Regions from separate parts of the Homo sapiens genome. Here region 2 is linked to region 1. The links are chromatin loops, found by intact Hi-C in ENCODE. Cell type or tissue: PC-3. All regions are shown on one strand. Links, peaks and the distances in the headings refer to the core of each region. The heading gives the core; the rest is flanking DNA.

Region 1 (4,556 bases), core at 244-4,243:
AATTTTTTATTATTCTAAATTATTCAGTCACAGTAGTCAACATCCTATCCATAGAGCATGTTCATTTGTACATGCTGCTTTTAGGAGAATATGAGAACCAAAAATACAGTTTGTGAATGTATTCCACAAATTACTTTTTTCCTGATAATCCAGTTTTAGCATTATTCATTTCAGATTCTGACTAGGTAAGAAAGGCTTCCAAATGACCTTAATCTTCTACAGTTGCCTACTGTTTTATTGCCTGAATATAAATATCCAAATATACAATGTTATTTCTCATAAATGGAATGGGAGATTGTAGGATTATGTGTGATAGTCATGACTGATATCCAGAGTCTCAACCACAAGGCTCAGCTTTTAACATTCACATTAGCTGTGATGGACACTACCTAATTCCACAGATATCTTCCAACATCTCAGCTTTCTGCCTCAGGCTTTCTTTGACACCCTAAGAGCTTAATCAATGCAAGTATATCCTTGAAGTGCAGGGAAGCTGATGCTCCTGGGGCGGCCTTCATTAATAGAGAATGGTGGTCAGTGAATAGATGTTCCAGTCTCCAGTCTCCCAGAAGGACAATTCTAAGTTTTGTTCCACATCCTTCTTCAGAGAGTCCTCAGCAGGATTGACCTCTTTCTGACAATTATCTGGAAATGTAATGCCAGTTTGGGTTCCTTGTCATACCTATATCAGTTTCCCAGTCCCTTTACTCTAACTTCTTAATACTATCCCCTGCCCACAATAGCTACCTGTTCCCAAGTCTTCTCTTGCTCTGTATCAGGAGAACAAACTAATGGTATCCTACCACCAGATTAAAATTGCATTCATTTTCACATCTTAATTGTCAATAAAATACATGAAATATAATGGAGTTTGTCTAGAATGTGTAGTTTATAATATCTCAATTACCAGTTTATAATGTATTTATCACTAGGAAATGTGATTTTTATCTTCTGACGTGTCCATGATGTATATATTCTTCTAGAAATTATGTGTGTTTGTTTTTCTTTGGTTTATTAAATAAGATGTGCAATTTTCTGGTGTCTGATGTATTTTACAGTCAGTAAAGTGTAAATTTAGAATGAAATGAATTTGCTAAATATGGAACTATGTATCATCTTGATTTAGATTGTATGTCTTTTGCAGCTTTCAGAATATTTTCTACTTTTTCCAAAAGTCACATAAGCTTTCATTTGAATTTATTTTGTTGACAAGGGGTTTGACTTGATGATCCATGGTGTTCATCTGGAATACTGATCCTTTTCCTTGCTAGAAGGCAAAAGCCACAGTGCACATTGACAAAAGCTGTAGTTTTACTCGCTGTATTCTAATAAACGCAGGTTCAGCTAGGTGTTCCTTTCAACTTCCTTTAGAATGGGTGAATACATCCAGGACAACTGTTCTGTGCAAACTTTTAAATTACTTTCTTACTAAATTATAGTAAACGGATCAAGAGATTGTTACCCTCCTAAGTGGACCTAGAGACAGAAACATAACATAGTCATGTATTTTCAATTATTACTGTAAGCTCAATTAAATAGATTAACATTATGAGCTACATTTTTCTCAGCATTAGACTGTCTAAATGCTTTAGTGTTAATTGAAGAGAAAGTACCATTTTGAATGTAGACTTTAAAGAAAAGTCTCTGTATGTTTTAAAGTGCTTTTTTTTCATTTTATTATTTCTTTCTTACCTTAATTTTTGTCACATTTTTTTGGCTAGATGTACAAATAAAATGAATATGGAAGATTACTTATATAATAATATATATTATTACACACATATATAATATGCAATTATATTTTAAAAATTTAAGTAATAAATGAAAATCTTCAAATCTATCAAATTAATTAATTAAATTTTATTTGACAACATGAAATAGCCTCCCAAAACAAAGTGTCAGTTATATCAAAGGAAATTTGCAGCACAGCTTGGGATGGGCTGCATGAAAGAGGCCTTGAAATTTAGCTTTGCTCAGCTTCTTTCTTACTCTGTGTTTTGTGTGTAACACCAAAACAGATGAAAGTCTCATTGGGTAGTATTCCAGAGTATACTGGGAGATACAGAAGCAGCACTCAGCCAAGGGAACAGGGTGAGCCCCCATGGGCCTGGGACGATAGAGCCAATTTCAGGGGCACAGTGGCCTTAGTATAAGAAAAGTAAGCTACATCAACCAGGAAGCATGACAGGGTTCCAACCACGCTGAGTAATCACAGATCATGTTTCACACCTACTACAAACTTCATCTAGAGCTGTCACACTGGTCAGTACCAGAAAAACAGGATTCAGAAGACACACCATGTAGAACCAAATGGCACCACGTAGAGTCCAGAAAAACAAAATCATGAGAAAATGTGAGTCCTAATCTCCCCCATTATCAAGGAACCATCAGGCTCCATGGAGTAGATCTGTAAACAGCAATGTGGGTGAAACTCAGGGAATATGAACATTTTTACCCAGAAGGACTGAGTGTTACTTATAGGGTTATAAACATAATTAAATTGGATAAACTATATTGAATGAAACTGCCTTCCAGTTCTTTACAGCTTTTGAAAAATGAATCAATTATAAATAAAGTAGTTTGATTCTCTTGCACTTCAGAGCTGAATGTGAATATAATTTATGCTACCACCATACACAGGTGCTAACTATACTTGTCCATATCTTTCAAATAGTTTTAGAGTGTATTAGGATTCTGAAGGTGGACAAGCATGGCAAATGCATTTCATCATTCAGTAAAGTCTCAAGTATAGGAGGCTAATGATATGAACACAGGTAGTACCTATTTGCTACTATATATACATATAGGTATTTCATATATGTTTTATGATACATGAACTATTTGTAAGAGCATATATATTTTATGGTATATGTCAGCATATTTCACATATCTTCCATAGGTACATACACATATATGTGCACTATTTGCTACTATGCATGTATATATTTCATATATCTTTTATATGTTCACATACACATATATGTACACAGTTTGCTATTATATATTAATATATAATATATATTGCTATTATTTCATGAGAAATATATAGTAGCAGTGTGTACATATATGTGTATGTATATATTTATAGTTGTGTGTGTGTGTGTGTGTGTGTGTGTGTATAGAGTGGTAGTAGTATAGCTGTGGCCACTGTGTTTTTGGGTACAAAGTAATAGGCCATAATGCTCTACCAAAATTCATCACTCCCTTCTATACACATCTAAGGCCACTCACTCTATACTTAATGAGATATAAAGGCCATTTGTAAACTAATATAAATATTTATTTTCTTTATGTGTGTTTTCAAATAGTTATTCCAAAATATCTTTTCTAAATCTATTCTTTATCTTAACTCAGGCTTTTTTTTTTGTAATTTGCCAACACCTTTTTAAAAACTCATTGCCACCTCACAAAAAAATTAAATTTAGTCTGACTTAAAACACAAACATTGCGCAGAAACATTCAGAAAATGCATGATAAATTAATGAATAATTTACAGAGACCTAAGGAAATGTCTGTGCTTCTCATTTTTGAATTAAAACTAATTTGATTTGGAATTTAAACATTCTCATGCTGCAGTTATGGAACAATTTGAGTATATGATATGATGTCAGCAGACAATAGTGGTATCAGTAACAATCTTAACAACAAGTTCCTTTTTCTATTCATGTGCTATTTCCCACAGCTGAATATTTTCAAGTACACATATGTACCTGTACAAGATTTCTGAATTTATGCTATAGCATATAAAATACAGAAACCTAAGTTATTATGTCATCTATCTATGTTTCTGTCTATCCAAAAATAATCAAACACCGTGCAAAGTAAATTGAGATAATGAAAGAATAATAGAATATAGCCCTGTTATTCAAGATGCTCATAATTTATTTAGAAAGCAAACGTATTTATCCTTAGGGAAGAATGGAAAATGATGTAACAGGTTATAAAATAATTATTAGAGTTTTAGAATTTCAAATAAAGGATAAAATCTTTCAAGGAACATCAATAGGTAATCATAGATAATTTTCTTTATTCTATTTCACTCTTTCTTTGTAAATAAATGCAAAATATATATTCATATACATACATATTCCCCTCCTCACATTACCACATGCCTCTTCTTTTTTGCTGAGTGATTATTTCTACTAACTTGCTTAATACATCTTCAACAGTCCATATTCTTTAATGACTTTTCAGTGTCTGTTCTTTTAATATGGAACTGTTAGGATCTGGAAGTGGTACAAAGTGAGGAACTGACAGTAGGTAAGTCAACACTGTTTCTGTTGGCAGTCTTTTTCATTACACAAAAGTATTTTGTCAATACAATATGATACATCAGTAAACTCATTATCTGTTTAAATATATTTAACATATTGATAAGGCTTTTGGACAAACAGCCCTCTCTATTCTACTTTTAGCAGTGATGTTTTATAAAATTATCTGATTAGACAAGTATCAGATTCAGATTAACTTCTATAATGTAAATTTTCTCTGTTACTAAATTTTTTCAGAAAGATTTGGGAAAAGAAATTTTACCTGTTTCGGGGTCAATTAAAATC
Region 2 (4,556 bases), core at 391-4,390, 100 kb before region 1:
TATGCCAGATAAGAAAAAAAAATAGATATTTTTCTTTGTGGGGGCATTGTATAAAGTAGAATTTGTCAGAAGCCTCGTATTTATAGGGCACAAGTTGGTATCATTAAAACAAATATTGAGTACGTCTGAGTGTGAGATCACACGTTTTATATATTACAACTTATTATTGTGTTGTGTCAGCTCATTGGCCAAAGATTTGTTTCTTGTTTGTTTGACACAAAATACTGACATTGACAAAGATAATAGACAATTCATAATACAAATAACACTATCAGAGCATCAGTGACAAACTGGCTAATTAGTAGCATCAATTCAGCCAGTATATAAGAAGTCACCCCAAATGGAAATTTGCAGTGACTTGTTGTTTTGTAGTCTAAGTGGAAGAAATCTGGTAATAGTTTTCCCAAATTTAACAATAAGCCTGAATATTTGATAATGATTTCAGTATTAACCTGTGAACCTGAATTGAACACTTTCTAAACTTGCTTCTCTTTGATAACAATAATAGTAATAAATGTAACAAATTTTAACAAGCATGCTAGAGGAAAGAGAAAACTAGTTTTCTGTAATTTATATAGAAAATTATATTATGAAATCATTGTCCTTTGAAGTAGTCATGAAATATGCCACCAATATTTTAGAAAAAATATATTCTACTCTTGTGTTGAGCTGTTTATTAATAAAAATGTTTTGTTATTTTTCCGAACTATATGAATTTTGTGGTATTTGTAATTGGTGGTGATTTACTTTCTCATGCTAAACTTTTATTCTTATGTAAGCTAGTAACATTAATTTTGAATTCTTTTTCTAAGAAGACTCCACAAATTGCATATGCTTCAGAAACCACAAACTCTAGATCCTCCCTTGCCTGTATCTCTACAAAATATCTATACCAATAATTATCATATGTTAAGAACCATAGAGAATATTATTTCTTCAATTTTACAATTGAGTGGACTGAGTGGTTACCACATTTACACAAATAAGAATTGAATCGAATAATTGAATTGTCAATTGAATAGAGCTCATATCTGTCTAACTCAAAAGTTTGAGCTGTATTTCTGTTAAATCCTGCTATATCTGATATACATGAATAGTTGGATTTTTTTCTATTGTTTGAGTCTCCGTTTTCAACTGTGTCCTTTTCTCAATTTGTGTTTCTTCTTACTCTCATTGTCCTGCCCAACCTCCATCCCAGAGCTTGCCTTTTCTATTTATTTAATATATTATTATTTCTGTTTATTTAATATCTGGTTTTGTCTCACTTACCTCAGTCTGAGCCATTTCATCTCCCTGATCATTAAATCTTGAATATACATTCTCTAAGTATGGAAAAAGGTGATTACATTTATACACACATTTAAAAGAAAAAAAGTAGCTCTATTGAGATATAATTGATAACCAAAACTGTACTTATTTAATTAAGTGTACAAATTGATGAGTTTGGACATATGCAAACAGCTGTGATGACATCACCACAATCAAGGAAGTAGACATATCCGACACCTCCCAAAGTATTCTTGTTTCTTTTTGTTTCCTTATGTCTTTTTGTTTTGTTTCCTTATGTCTTTTTGTTTTGTTTCTATGGTAAGAACACGACATGAAATCTACGCTCTTAGCAAATTTTGAAATACACAGTACCACCTTGGTTAACTGTAGGCACTATTTTTTACAACAGATATTGGGATCGTACTCAGTTGTATAATTGTAACTTTATACCGGTTGAATAACATCTCACCATTTCTCCCACCACCCAGCCCCTGAAAACCAACATTCTATTTCTGGCTTCTATAATTTTAACTATTTTATATATTTTCTATAAGTGGAATCATTCAGCATTTTTCTTCTGTGACTGACTGAATTCACTTAGCATAATATCATCCAGGTCCCACTATGTTGCTACAAATGGAAGGATAGATTTCCTTTTTCTTTAAGGATGAATTATGTTCCATGATGTGTAGATACCACAGTTTCTTTATCTATTTTTATTCATTGGCCCATGGACACTTGGACAGTTTTCATGTCTTGGCTATTGTGAATAATGGTGCATTGCAGTAAACATAGGCATGAAGATATCCCTTTGAGATCCTGATTCCTATTCCCTTGCATATTTACCCAGGAGAAAGATGGCAGGATCATACCGTCGTTTCATTTTTAACTTTTCTGGGAACATCCATACTATGTTCCATAGCTGCCAAACCATTTTACATTCCCACCAACAGCATACAAGGATTCCAGTTTCTTCACATTCTCACCAATTATTATATTTTCTATTTCATAATAACCTTCCTAGCATATGTGAGGTGATATTTCATTGTACTGTAGTTTTCAACTACTTTTGCCCGATAATTAATGATGTTGAGCATTTTTTTCATATATCTCTTGGCCATTGGTATGTCTTCTTTTAAGAAATACCCATTTATGTCGTTTTCCCATCTTTAATCAGGTTGTTTCTTTGTTTTCCTTACTTGTAGAGGTTCTTTATATAGTTTGAAAACTAACTTCCTTATCAGATACTTGGCTTGCTATTTTCCTTTTGTTGCCTGAGCTTTTGGTGTCATATCCAAGAAACAGTTGCCAAGACCAATGTCATAAAGCTCTTCCTCCATATTTCTTTGTGGGAGTTTTACAGTTGCAGGTCTTAAGTTTAAGTCTTTATTCCATTTGGTGTTGAATTTTGTGTATGGGGTGAGATAAGGGTCTGGACTTACTCTTTTGCATGTAGATATCCAGTTTGCCAAACATCATTTAATGAAGAGAGTGTCATTTCCCCATTGTGTGTTCCTGGCACCTTTGTCTAAGAGCAATTGACATTACGTGCATGAATTTATTTCTGGACTTCCATTTTGTCCCATTGGTTTTTATGTCTGTCTTTGTGTGTCTCTGTGTGTGTGTGTGTGTGTGTGTGTGTGTGTGTGTGTGTGTGTCAGTGCCATACTGTTTCATTACTGTAGCTTTGTAATATATTTTGAGATCAGGATGTGATATGCTTCCATCTTTGTTCTTTTTTCTCAAGATTATTAAATGGAAATAGTTATTATCCCAATATTTTCATATAAGGAACAGTTTATGAAGGGATAAATCTTGGCAAATTCAATTACATTGAAAAATTCTATATAGCCATTAAGGATCACAGCAAACTTTGGAAAGTAAGTTTGTCTGACTCCAATTACCAGACCTTTAACCAGAATGATATGCTACTTTCCAGTTACTTTTAGATTTTGTTTACAAAACAAAACTGGGTTTGAAGGAGACAAGTAAATATGAGCTCATGTGCTCATCCAATGATGCTGCCCAATGTAAATATGAATATTTCATGATGTAAGTCCACTCTTTCTGATTATAATTTAAGGAAGGTAAAAATCAAAGTTCAGAAACAGTATAATTCACACAAACGTAACATGGAAAAAAAAGTAATCCTACTGGAAATTGTGATACATTACAGACAATAATATATAATTACAATCAGAGGAATAATATGAGCTTACTCAAATTCAGTGAAAAGGAATTTAAGCTTGATCTTTTCCTCATCTTTCTCCTCATGACATTTTTAACTTTCTGGAACCATCTTATATGTAAATGAGTTTCTATTATGATAGCTTTCATATGCATTGATGTTTCTATTTGTGCAGTGAAACATTGAACTCAAAATAGAAATAACATGTATCTCCCTGTAATTATGAATGAAGGCACGCAGATATATATTTTAAGTACAAGGCTTTTATTCCACTAGATTAGAACTTTCAAGAACATGTGTAATGAAGGATAATTGTCCTTATTTATTTGCATTGCTGAACATGCTTAGTTGGGAGCCTGAATGCCAAGAAGAACTAATGACATTTTGAAAGTATTATTGTGTGTTGTGTTAGGTGTAAGGCATATTCTTATTTTGTTTTCAGAAAAATTTTAAATTAACAACAAAATTGTTCTATTTTTATTTTGGAAATTCTATCAAAACTACAGTTTTATTGAGTAGATTTGCCTAAAATTAGCCAATCTTATCAGATATATTTGCCTAGAATATGTGGTGTATACTTTTGGCTGATAAGATATAGTTGTCAAAAGTATATACCACATATTTGCCAGATATATTTGCATAAAATATGTGGAATATGTGGTATATATTTTGGTATGGATCTGCACATGTGTGTGTGTGCGTGCATGTTTGTATTGATTGACATATTTCTCATTCTCCACCAGAATACATATCTTTCTGGAAAGTATTGATTTTCTATGTTTTATTGACCAGCCATACATTAATATGTAGAAAACTATGTATACATTTTATCAATTAAATAAACTATAGAAAAATTAAAGCTTTGTTATCTTGGGCTCTGCTTCTCTCTAGTTTTTCCAGTTTTATTCATTTCTATGTATTTACTAAGGAATGCAAATTATTTTAATTTTTAAATATTATTTAAAAGTACATTTGATATACATATAAAAACTTAATTGGTTTCCTAATTTAAGTAATATTAAAGATGACTTTCTAGAACATTTGAATGTGAGTTAAAAAAGGAGAAATCATTAACTTTGTAATATTTCTGACATCAAGT

Evidence for each region. Peaks named below come from ENCODE experiments on the same cell type or tissue, not always from the same donor. Only the 100,000 strongest peaks of a DNase experiment are listed, where the experiment ranks them.
Region 2: it touches region 1 in a loop (2.1-fold over the local background); 1 of 110 quality-filtered maps calls a loop at or near these places.

Annotation. Positions count from the first base shown.
Region 1 is chr13:90,053,104-90,057,659 of GRCh38, forward strand. No RefSeq gene overlaps it. Among named protein-coding and RNA genes, the nearest start is that of LINC00559, 64 kb to the right of the region's middle. In PC-3, for the core only: no CTCF peak of the experiment used is centred there; a DNase peak (open chromatin) is centred at 2,228.
Region 2 is chr13:89,952,308-89,956,863 of GRCh38, forward strand. No RefSeq gene overlaps it. Among named protein-coding and RNA genes, the nearest start is that of LINC00559, 170 kb to the right of the region's middle. In PC-3, for the core only: no CTCF peak of the experiment used is centred there; no DNase peak of the experiment used is centred there.